2 separate regions of the Homo sapiens genome follow, and region 2 is linked to region 1. Evidence: read pairs that join two places in POLR2A ChIA-PET (ENCODE). Cell type or tissue: A673. All regions are shown on one strand. Each heading gives the region's core, and the rest is flanking DNA. Links, peaks and the distances in the headings are about the cores only.

What was found. ChIA-PET counts read pairs that join two places held together with the same protein. Peaks named below come from ENCODE experiments on the same cell type or tissue, not always from the same donor. Only the 100,000 strongest peaks of a DNase experiment are listed, where the experiment ranks them.
Region 2: POLR2A ChIA-PET joins it to region 1 with 6 read pairs; 2 of 35 experiments call an interaction of 5 or more read pairs at or near these places.

Annotation. Positions count from the first base shown.
Region 1 is chr5:88,395,866-88,400,262 of GRCh38, forward strand. All of the region lies in intron 2 of TMEM161B-DT (TMEM161B divergent transcript), which reads left to right. Among named protein-coding and RNA genes, the nearest start is that of LINC02060, 41 kb to the right of the region's middle. RefSeq lists enhancers at 472-1,583, 850-1,726. In A673, for the core only: no CTCF peak of the experiment used is centred there; a DNase peak (open chromatin) is centred at 1,936; H3K4me3 peaks cover 413 bases; H3K27ac peaks cover 1,046 bases.
Region 2 is chr5:88,447,181-88,451,577 of GRCh38, forward strand. No RefSeq gene overlaps it. Among named protein-coding and RNA genes, the nearest start is that of LINC02060, 10 kb to the left of the region's middle. In A673, for the core only: no CTCF peak of the experiment used is centred there; no DNase peak of the experiment used is centred there.

The DNA of each region.
Region 1 (4,397 bases), core at 236-4,235:
CAATAAGATGATAGGAAATCAAGGCCCTCGGGTTTTCTGTATGGCTGTATCATCCAGCTTCATAAAGTTACTTAACGAAGTATTTTAAAATATTGTTTATATGAATGTAAACTTACCCTAATTATATACTAAGAAATGTAGTCCATTTGATTTCTTCCCATTCCTGGCCTCAAAAATCAAACCTGCTCTGTTTGGAAAAAGCTGAGTCTTCTGTGATATCATGGACCTTTTTATATTTCAGCAAGGAAGTGGAGGTCATGGAGTCATAAATATCAAAATTTTCAGGACCCAAGCTGTAAGGTTTTATCCTTTCCTTTGTGAAGGCTGATGCAGATGGATTTCTAATTTCCTTTGATTTCTGTCCTCTTGTCTGTGTGTTTTCTTTATTTGTATAAATTGCATTGTCCTTTCTATAAGAATGTTTGAGCACACTCTCCCTGATAGATTCTCATTCTCACTCCCCTCAGCTTGTTTGAGGTTTAGAATGGGGGTGCTTTTCCTTATTTTAAAAGCTTTGCAATTTAGACTCCGAGAGCCAGGACTGGTTTTCTATCCATCGGGACCTGCTCAAAGGTCACACTCAAGATCATAAGCCATGTTCACATCCTTCTTATGGGAAAATGATAAAATAATATCCACAGGCATCTGATACTAGGGGCATGGCCTGGACACACACCTTGCCCTCTTCCCCTTGGCCTTGTCTGCCTTGAAGAATGAATAGATCCATCCCCAAAGTTGATGCTTCGAAGTGACCAGTCAGATGCTAGCAGGTCAGCTGGCTATCCTCTTGGATAGAGGGTCCATAAATTAAAGAAATGTTGGTGTGGTTGAAAGAGGAAGGTAGTCCAGCCCAAGGGAAGTCACGTAAATCTCTCCAGGAGCTTTGTTCCCAGTAGGGAGTGGGGGTGAGAGTTGGGGTAGCTCGGGGCTGTGGGCTGTTATTAATGCCCTGGCCCTCCTGCGGTGGGTGCTAACTTGTTGTGCATGAGAGCTGCCACCATCCTTCCCAAACATCGGGCGCTTGGAAAAGTCAAGCACAGTTGAGCCCTGATTTTCATTTAATAGTCAAAACCAAGATGCATTTGGGCTATGATGATAGGACAGCTCCCTTGAAAAGATTATTTGAACTACAAAGGCATTCATTTAGGGCTAGCAATGTTGCAAAAGGGCCCGCTAGAAATTAGCAGCCTGTCCTGGTATTTGGAGAGCAAGAGTGACAACTTATTGGAAGTTCTCAAGGAATCATTTATATTTCACACTCCACTAGGCAGCTGATTTGAGATTGTCTGTTAGCATAACAAAGGCTCTGAGCCTGTGAACTTCAGAAACCTTTCGACCTCTTAGCTGCTGGCATGAATAGCCCCCAGTCCTGCCTATAGAGATCTCCCAAAGCTCCCCTGTTCGTGGCTAAATTGTTAATCAGGGTAATTTAATATAGTTTTCAATATGCCTCATCTCTTATTGGGAAAGGTATTCACAGCTTCCCTACCCCTGAAAAAAAAAGTTCTTTTATTCAAGTGTGAGAGGGGCAGCTGCAGACAGACCCCCATCCCTTGCTTCTCCCCCTACTCCTTCACAGCAGCAATGTTCTGAGCAGCAACCATAGAGAAGGGCCAGAAAGAGAAACTCAGAACGACGATCCCATCCCCTGGCATGCACTCCACCCTGAACCTGAAACTTCAGCCTATTTATGCTGGGAACCGCCAAAACAAAAACCCAAGGCTCAGCCATAACTGAAACCTCAGAGTCACACACACACACACACACACACACACACACACACACGCCACACCTCCTTCTCCACCCTCCCTTCACCAACACCCTGCCCCTCCCCCCTCATCCCAACTAAGCTTCTCTTGTGTTTCTGGACAAAACGCACCAGACCCCAAGGCCTGTTAATTTTCATTTCTCACTCTGTCCAGGCAGCCCACACCGTCCTGCACGCTCCTTCACAGAGTCACACTCGGCCTGGCCCCTGCATCAACTCCCGGTGTCATATACACTTGCTCTCGCCTGCTCCCTCGCACACTATCAATTCACATGCACATTAGTTAGCTGAAAAGAGCCGGAGCACAAATATATTCATTTTAATCCAGTTAAGACCTAAGAGGTCTCCTAGGATATTATTCAATAGTTTGAAAACTAAGTATAAAATTCAGATTTTGCTACGCTGTTTCATCTCACAGAGGCCTACAGTATGCCTTTCTTTCACTTTATACCATGTGTGTATTCTAAAAAAGTAAAATAAAACCGAATAAAAAAAAAACAATCACAGGCAAAATACCCAGCTTCAGGCAGGCACTATGCTCAAATATTATTATCTTTTTAATGACTGTTTCTAGTACCCATGTGCACATCAGAATAGCAATTTTATACAAAGAAGGAAAAAGTATGAAGTCACTAATTACATTTTTAAAAATTAAAAATAAAAGGATACAATCTCTTAAACTTATTTTCTCTTTCTTTTCCACGTGAGCATTTTAAGGCATCTCTAAAGCATGTCTGAGTGTTTCTGGGTTCCTTTGGTGGTGGTTTTCTGTGTAATTGGTGCTCTGTCTTTGTGCGAGTTGAGGCTCTGTGTGTTGCTTCTTTCTGGAACAGCCATTTCTCGCTTGTGCCCCGTTTTGGTTAGTGTGTCTGTCTCTCAGCCTCCTGAAGTTGGATAAAGGCAGGATGTAGTGCCTGAAGTATTTTCTTTGATTTTTCTCTAGTTAGAGTAGTCCCTGATGGGGGTTGGGAGATTTCTTCACTCACTTGGGTTCCTAATCTAGAATCTGAAAACTGCTGGGAGGTGGGAGACCAATTTCTATTTACAGCATCAAGGAAAGGATTATTAAACCTCCAAAATCAGAAGTACAAACATAGATTTACACTTAATAAAACAAGACAAAACAAACAGCCTAGCTTCTTTCCCAAAATAATTTTTTTTGGAATTAAAAAAAGATTAAGAAATAGGTTTACTGCCCAATTTTAATATCTAAACAATGCCCAGAGGTGACATGTTAAAACAGAAAATAAAATAAATGTATCTGGTGGTTATATTATATGGTAATCCTAAAGACTGCATTTTCCTTTAAAAAAAAAAAAAGGAATCTGACAGTTTTAATTTCAACGTTGTGGAAGTTTTTAGATTATAAATGTTTTTGCCAATAATCTGTGTATTATTCATGTTAATGATGTGCTTTTTGGTTTATTGTATATTGTAAGTAGTGATTTTCATTTTCTCAGTGTTTTAAACCAAAATATTTTAAAAACATTAATTGTTATTATAAATTGATGGGTAAATATGGCTGGTTTCTTTTATTAAAAGCCAAAAATATGAAGTTGTTCATATATAAATATCACAAATTCAACTTTCAGAAGGTGCTTAGAGTAAAAAAATTATGGCTTTAAGCCCAAGAAAGAAAAAATACACAATTTGCATTTTTTCAATGCTTTTGCTTAACATTTTTTTCATTAGGTTTTTTCCTCATTAGAATTTATGATCCATGTCGATCATTACACTTTCACATTTCTGATTTCTGTTAAATTTTCTGACAGAGGCTAATAAATATAAAAGAGTAAAAAGGCCTATTTGCTTTCATCTAAGGTGCTCAATATTTTCAGGTTATTTGTATTTGCATTGAAATCTTTTCCATGTTCTTAATTTAAATTATTAAAATTTGACTGAAACTAATTCTATTTGAAGCTAAGATGTAACAGGGTTTTTTTTTCCCAAGGAATTAAACAATGTGATTTTGCTAAATTATAACATTTTCTTTGGCTTGAGCCATCTAACACCCTCTCCAACATGGCACAGTTTGGGCTTCATATTTGTGGAACAAGAAGGGTTGGGGGGAGAAGGATGTATATTTGGAATGGTGTTTGACAGGGAGAATGAACGCAGACACCAGAACAATTATATTACAATCCCATTGGGAATGCCAGCACCAAATTTAGCCAGACTGATGGGGTACTGTCTAGACGGTCCCTTTTGTGTATCAGCTGTTTTTTCCCTGCTTTATTGCACTGCCTGAATGTGTGAGTTGAACATGCATATGGATCCCAAGCATAACCATTCCTGCAACCATACACTGCTATTAAACTTCCTCTCATTTGGCTAGGAATCAAAGGTTGTGTATTCCTACTATATTCCCTTTATAATATTTTGTAATTAAAATGCAGCTTCCAGATTAGTGGCTTAACAAAGGTCATAAGACAAAGTAGAAGGTGCCTAGGCTCTTTCTTTATATGAAAAAAAATGTACAAATATACTAGGTAAACATTTCTATCTTCTCAAACATGTCCACCTCTTTTCTATACAAGTAAAAAGAAGCCAGAAAGAAAGGAATTAAAACAATGAGAAGAAAGAAGCACAGTACATGTAAATTACCACCTTTCCTTTTGAAAAGGGCAAA
Region 2 (4,397 bases), core at 177-4,176, 51 kb after region 1:
TGGCAAAAATTATGATGCTAGTTGGTAGTAGAATAAGAATTTAAAATATTTAAATTTGGGTAGTTTGACTCTGGAGCCTAGTTTTTGTTAACCATGAGAAAATAGACAAATAGATGTTTGATAGTTGGTAGATAGATAGATTACACACACACACACACACACACACACACACACACACACAATTTTACCCCTACTAACATGAAAATGGAAATAAAACTACACCTATCTTATTTTAAAAATTTAGCCACAGTGGGAAAAGCAAAGCCTCATATATCAGCAAAAGCATGTGCATTTCATCTCCATTTCATGGAAAAAATCTAGAAATATTTTAAAAAAAAAATACTTTCTAGAATTGAGGCAGTAGCTCTGAATAGACAAGGAAAGAAGTAAATGCACTCTCACAGTGGATTCTGGCCTGAGTGGGGAAATCACAGCAATTTCTTGAAGAGATCTGAAGGGAGCAACCCTTCTTTCTCTCCATACCAGATGGTCCCACAGACCTTACCCTGGACCAGACTTCAACCAACACTGGAGAAGATGAAAAGGAGGCCTTGGGGTACTGAGTTCGCCAGCTGGGAAAGGAGCCCAGCATAGGGATACACTTAGGCTCACATGGTGCAGAGCAAAGAAGGTAGGAGGAGAGAAAAACACAAAGCAGCACATATTTACTTCTGCTGTTTCAAAAACTGATTAAACAAATATATAAAGTGAAATTTGTAAGCATACTGTTTTACACAAAAGTTAACACTGAAAAATCTTAAGTCATTTAATGCTAATGCTACTTCATTTCTTTAATCCATTGCTGATAGCTGGGAACAGAATCAAACACCACAGACACCTCTTGAGCTAGTCATGAGTGACTTATGAGACTAAGCTGTTCTCAGTCCCAGAAATTAGAAATCCTTCTCCAATGTACATTCTTTCACCCTTGCCAGGAAAAAGGATGCATTTTCCCACTAGGAACTGAACAAGGTCACCTTGGCCCAGGTTGTCAGGAACTAAAACAGTAACAAACAGTTGTCTGCAGAAAGAACGCAATATTTCTATTAAACATTTCTAACATTTCTTTAAAAAGAAAAGATATACTAATTTGTAAAAGTTTAATGAATGTTTAACAACTATGAGATAATTTGGTTTATTAGTGCAGCTAAGTAATTCTGTTAATGAATGAATGAGTAAATAAATGATTAGTCCACCAAACAAGTAGTGAGTTGACTTACTCTAGATAGGCAGAAAGGCAGTAGTTTTGATAGCAAATAAAATCCAGATGTTAGCCTGTTGGGCACAAATGGAGACTGTGCATGTCTTTATAGAAGGAGGTGCTGATGTTGGCTACTGTAGGAAAAACTAGACATTTATAATAAAAGAAAAACTTGCTGGGCATGGTGGCTCACGCCTGTAATCCCAGTACTTTGGGAAGCCAAGAAGGGTGGATGACCTGAGGTTAGGAGTTCGAGACCAGCTTGACCAACATGGTGAAACCTGTCTCTACTGAAAATACAAAAATAGCTGGGCATGGTGGTGCACGTCTGTAATGCCAGCACTTTGGGAGGCCAAGGAGGGTGGATGACCTGAGGTTAGGAGTTCGAGACCAGCTTGACCAACATGGTGAAACCTGTCTCTACTGAAAATACAAAATTAGCTGGGCATGGTGGTGCATACCTGTAATCCCATCTACTCGGGAGGCTGAGGCAGGAGAATAGCTTAAACCCAGGAGGTGGAGGTTGGAGTCAGCCGAGATAGTGCCATTGCACTCCAGCCTGGGCAACAAGAGTGAAACTCCATCTCAAAAAAAATAAATAAGAACTTTTCATGTACTGACAAACATTGTAGTGGGAGTTTGGAATTTGGATATTCACGACTGATTCTGAAATGAACTAGTTTTGTGACTTTAGGAAAACTATTTTTCTTTTTTTAGGTTTTGGCTTCTTTTATAAAATTAGAAAGCTGGGGAATAAGTACTCCCCAGAGTATGCTTTGGAACACCAGCTCTTTGAGAGAAATACACACAATTTTTTGTTTGTTTGGTTTTGAGAGAAGATCTTACTCTATCACCCAAGCTAGAGTGCAGGGACATGAACATGGCTCACTGAAGCCTTGACCTCCTGTGTTTAAGTGATCTTCCTGCCTTGGCTTCCCAAGTAGCTGGGACTACAGGTGTATGGCACCATGCCCAGCTAATTTTTTATTTTTATTTTTTGTAAAGACAGGGTCTCACCATGTTGCCCAGGCAGGTCTCAGACTCCTGATCTCAAGCAGTTCTCCCACCTCAACCTCCCAAACTGTTGGGATTATAGGCATGAACTACCATGCCCGACTTTTTTTTTTTTTTAATGCAAGAGTTTCTAGTCCAATTATGTTTTAGTTAGGGTTTCCTAAAGCTACACATTATGAAATACCTATCTCAAGCTAGCTAAACTAAAAAATGGGGATTATCCTCTCAGATAGCTGAAAAGTGTAGGGGTAGAGGGGGCCATTGGCCTAGGTGACTCTGTGGCTTGAATATCATTGGTACCTGTATCACGGGAAGAATAATGTTCCCCTAAAGGTGTTCATGCCCTGACACTAGAAACTGTGAAATCCTACCTTATATGGCAAAAGGGACTTTGCAGATGTGATTAAGGGTTAAGGAGATTATCCTGGGCCCAATCTAATCACACAAGTGCTTAAAAGTGAAAGAGGAATACATAAGGGTTGGTCAGAGAAATGGACATGATAAGGCCTCAGCCCACTGTTGATGACTTTGAAAATGAAGGAAAGGAGACACAAGCCAAGGAATGTGGTGTCCTTTAGAACTTGGGAACAACCCTCAATTGAACAGGCAGAAAGTAAATGGGGCCTTGGTCCTACAGTAGCAACCCAAAGAAGCAGAAATTAGATTCTCCTTTAGTGCTTCCAGAAAGAAACACAGCCCTGCCCACTCCTTGATTTTACTCTAGTGACCTATAACATACTTTGACTTCCAGAACTGTAGGATCACAAATTTGTGTTGCTTTAAGCCACTATGTCTGTGGTAATTTGTTACAGCAGCAACAGAAAACTAATACAAGTTGGTGCTTTTCATCTCCGGATTCTGCATCTTTGTCAGCCCCTTTCACAAGCCAGGTGCTTCCAACAGTTTCAATCTCCTTCCCATTGTCTTAATAGCATTTTTGGAAAGAAAAGGCTTCTTCCCTAGTAAATTCTGGAAACGTTCTTGGCCTGCTTTCCATTCACTAGAAATGGATCATGTGTCCACCACATGCTATTGATATAAATCACATGCCTATTTCTAGACCTGAGGTCAGCTCCTTCCCAACCACATGCAGTGAGATTGGGGAGGAAGGAGTTCCATAAAAAATAACTGGAATACAGATAGAACTTATGCTGGACAGCCAAAACAAGTGTCCACTAAGAATGACTTTGAAAAATTCTCTGTGAAATAAATAGAAACAATTTTCTCTATCAGGATTTCTTAGAGCCTGTAATATACATAATGAATATCCAAGAAGAGGAATATACTCTACTATACTTCCCAAATATATTAGTTTTCAATTACTGCTGTAACAAATTGCCACACATTTACTGGCTTAAAACCATACAAATTTATTATCTTACAGTTTTGGAATTCACAAGTACACAATGGGTCTTCATGGCTACAACCCTTTTAGAGGCTTTAGGAGAGAATCTTTTTCCTTGCTTTTTTCAGCTTATGGAAGCTGCCTGCATTCCTGGGCTAGTGGGCCCTTGTTTCATCTTCAAAGCCAGCAGTGGAGCATCTTCAAATCTGTCTCTGACTGCCTCTAGTCCTTCTGTCTCCCTCTCATAAGAACCCTTGTGATTACATTGGTGCCATCTGGCTCACCCCCCTACCTCAAGATCTTTAACTTAATAAGATTTGTAAACTCCCCTTTGCCATGAAAGGTAACATATTCTCTGGTCCCCAGGATTAGGGTATGAGCATCTTTGGGAGCCATTATTCTGTCTACCACATCAAACTTATTTTATGATGTAAAGCAGCCTGCAGTAAACTATGGCCCATGAGCCAGATTCCACCTGTTGCCTGTTTTTATCTAGTCCATGAGCTAAAAATAACTTCTACATTTTAAAAGGGTAAAAAATAACACAAAGAAGAATATGCAACAAAGACCATATGTGGCCTGAAATACCTAAAATATTTACTATCTGGCTCTTTATGGAAAAAATTTGCTTATTCCTGATGTAGAGTGTCTTACAGTATTAGTGCTGTTTGGAACACAGATACAAGAAAAATAGACTAGATGATTGTTTCTAGTTGCTTTCCCCCTCTATCATTTTCATTTATGTGTTAAATGAACAGTTACTGATCACCTATTTGTGTGAGGTGCTGTTCTAGCCACTGGGGATATTAAAATATAAGTCATAGTCCCCGCTTCAAG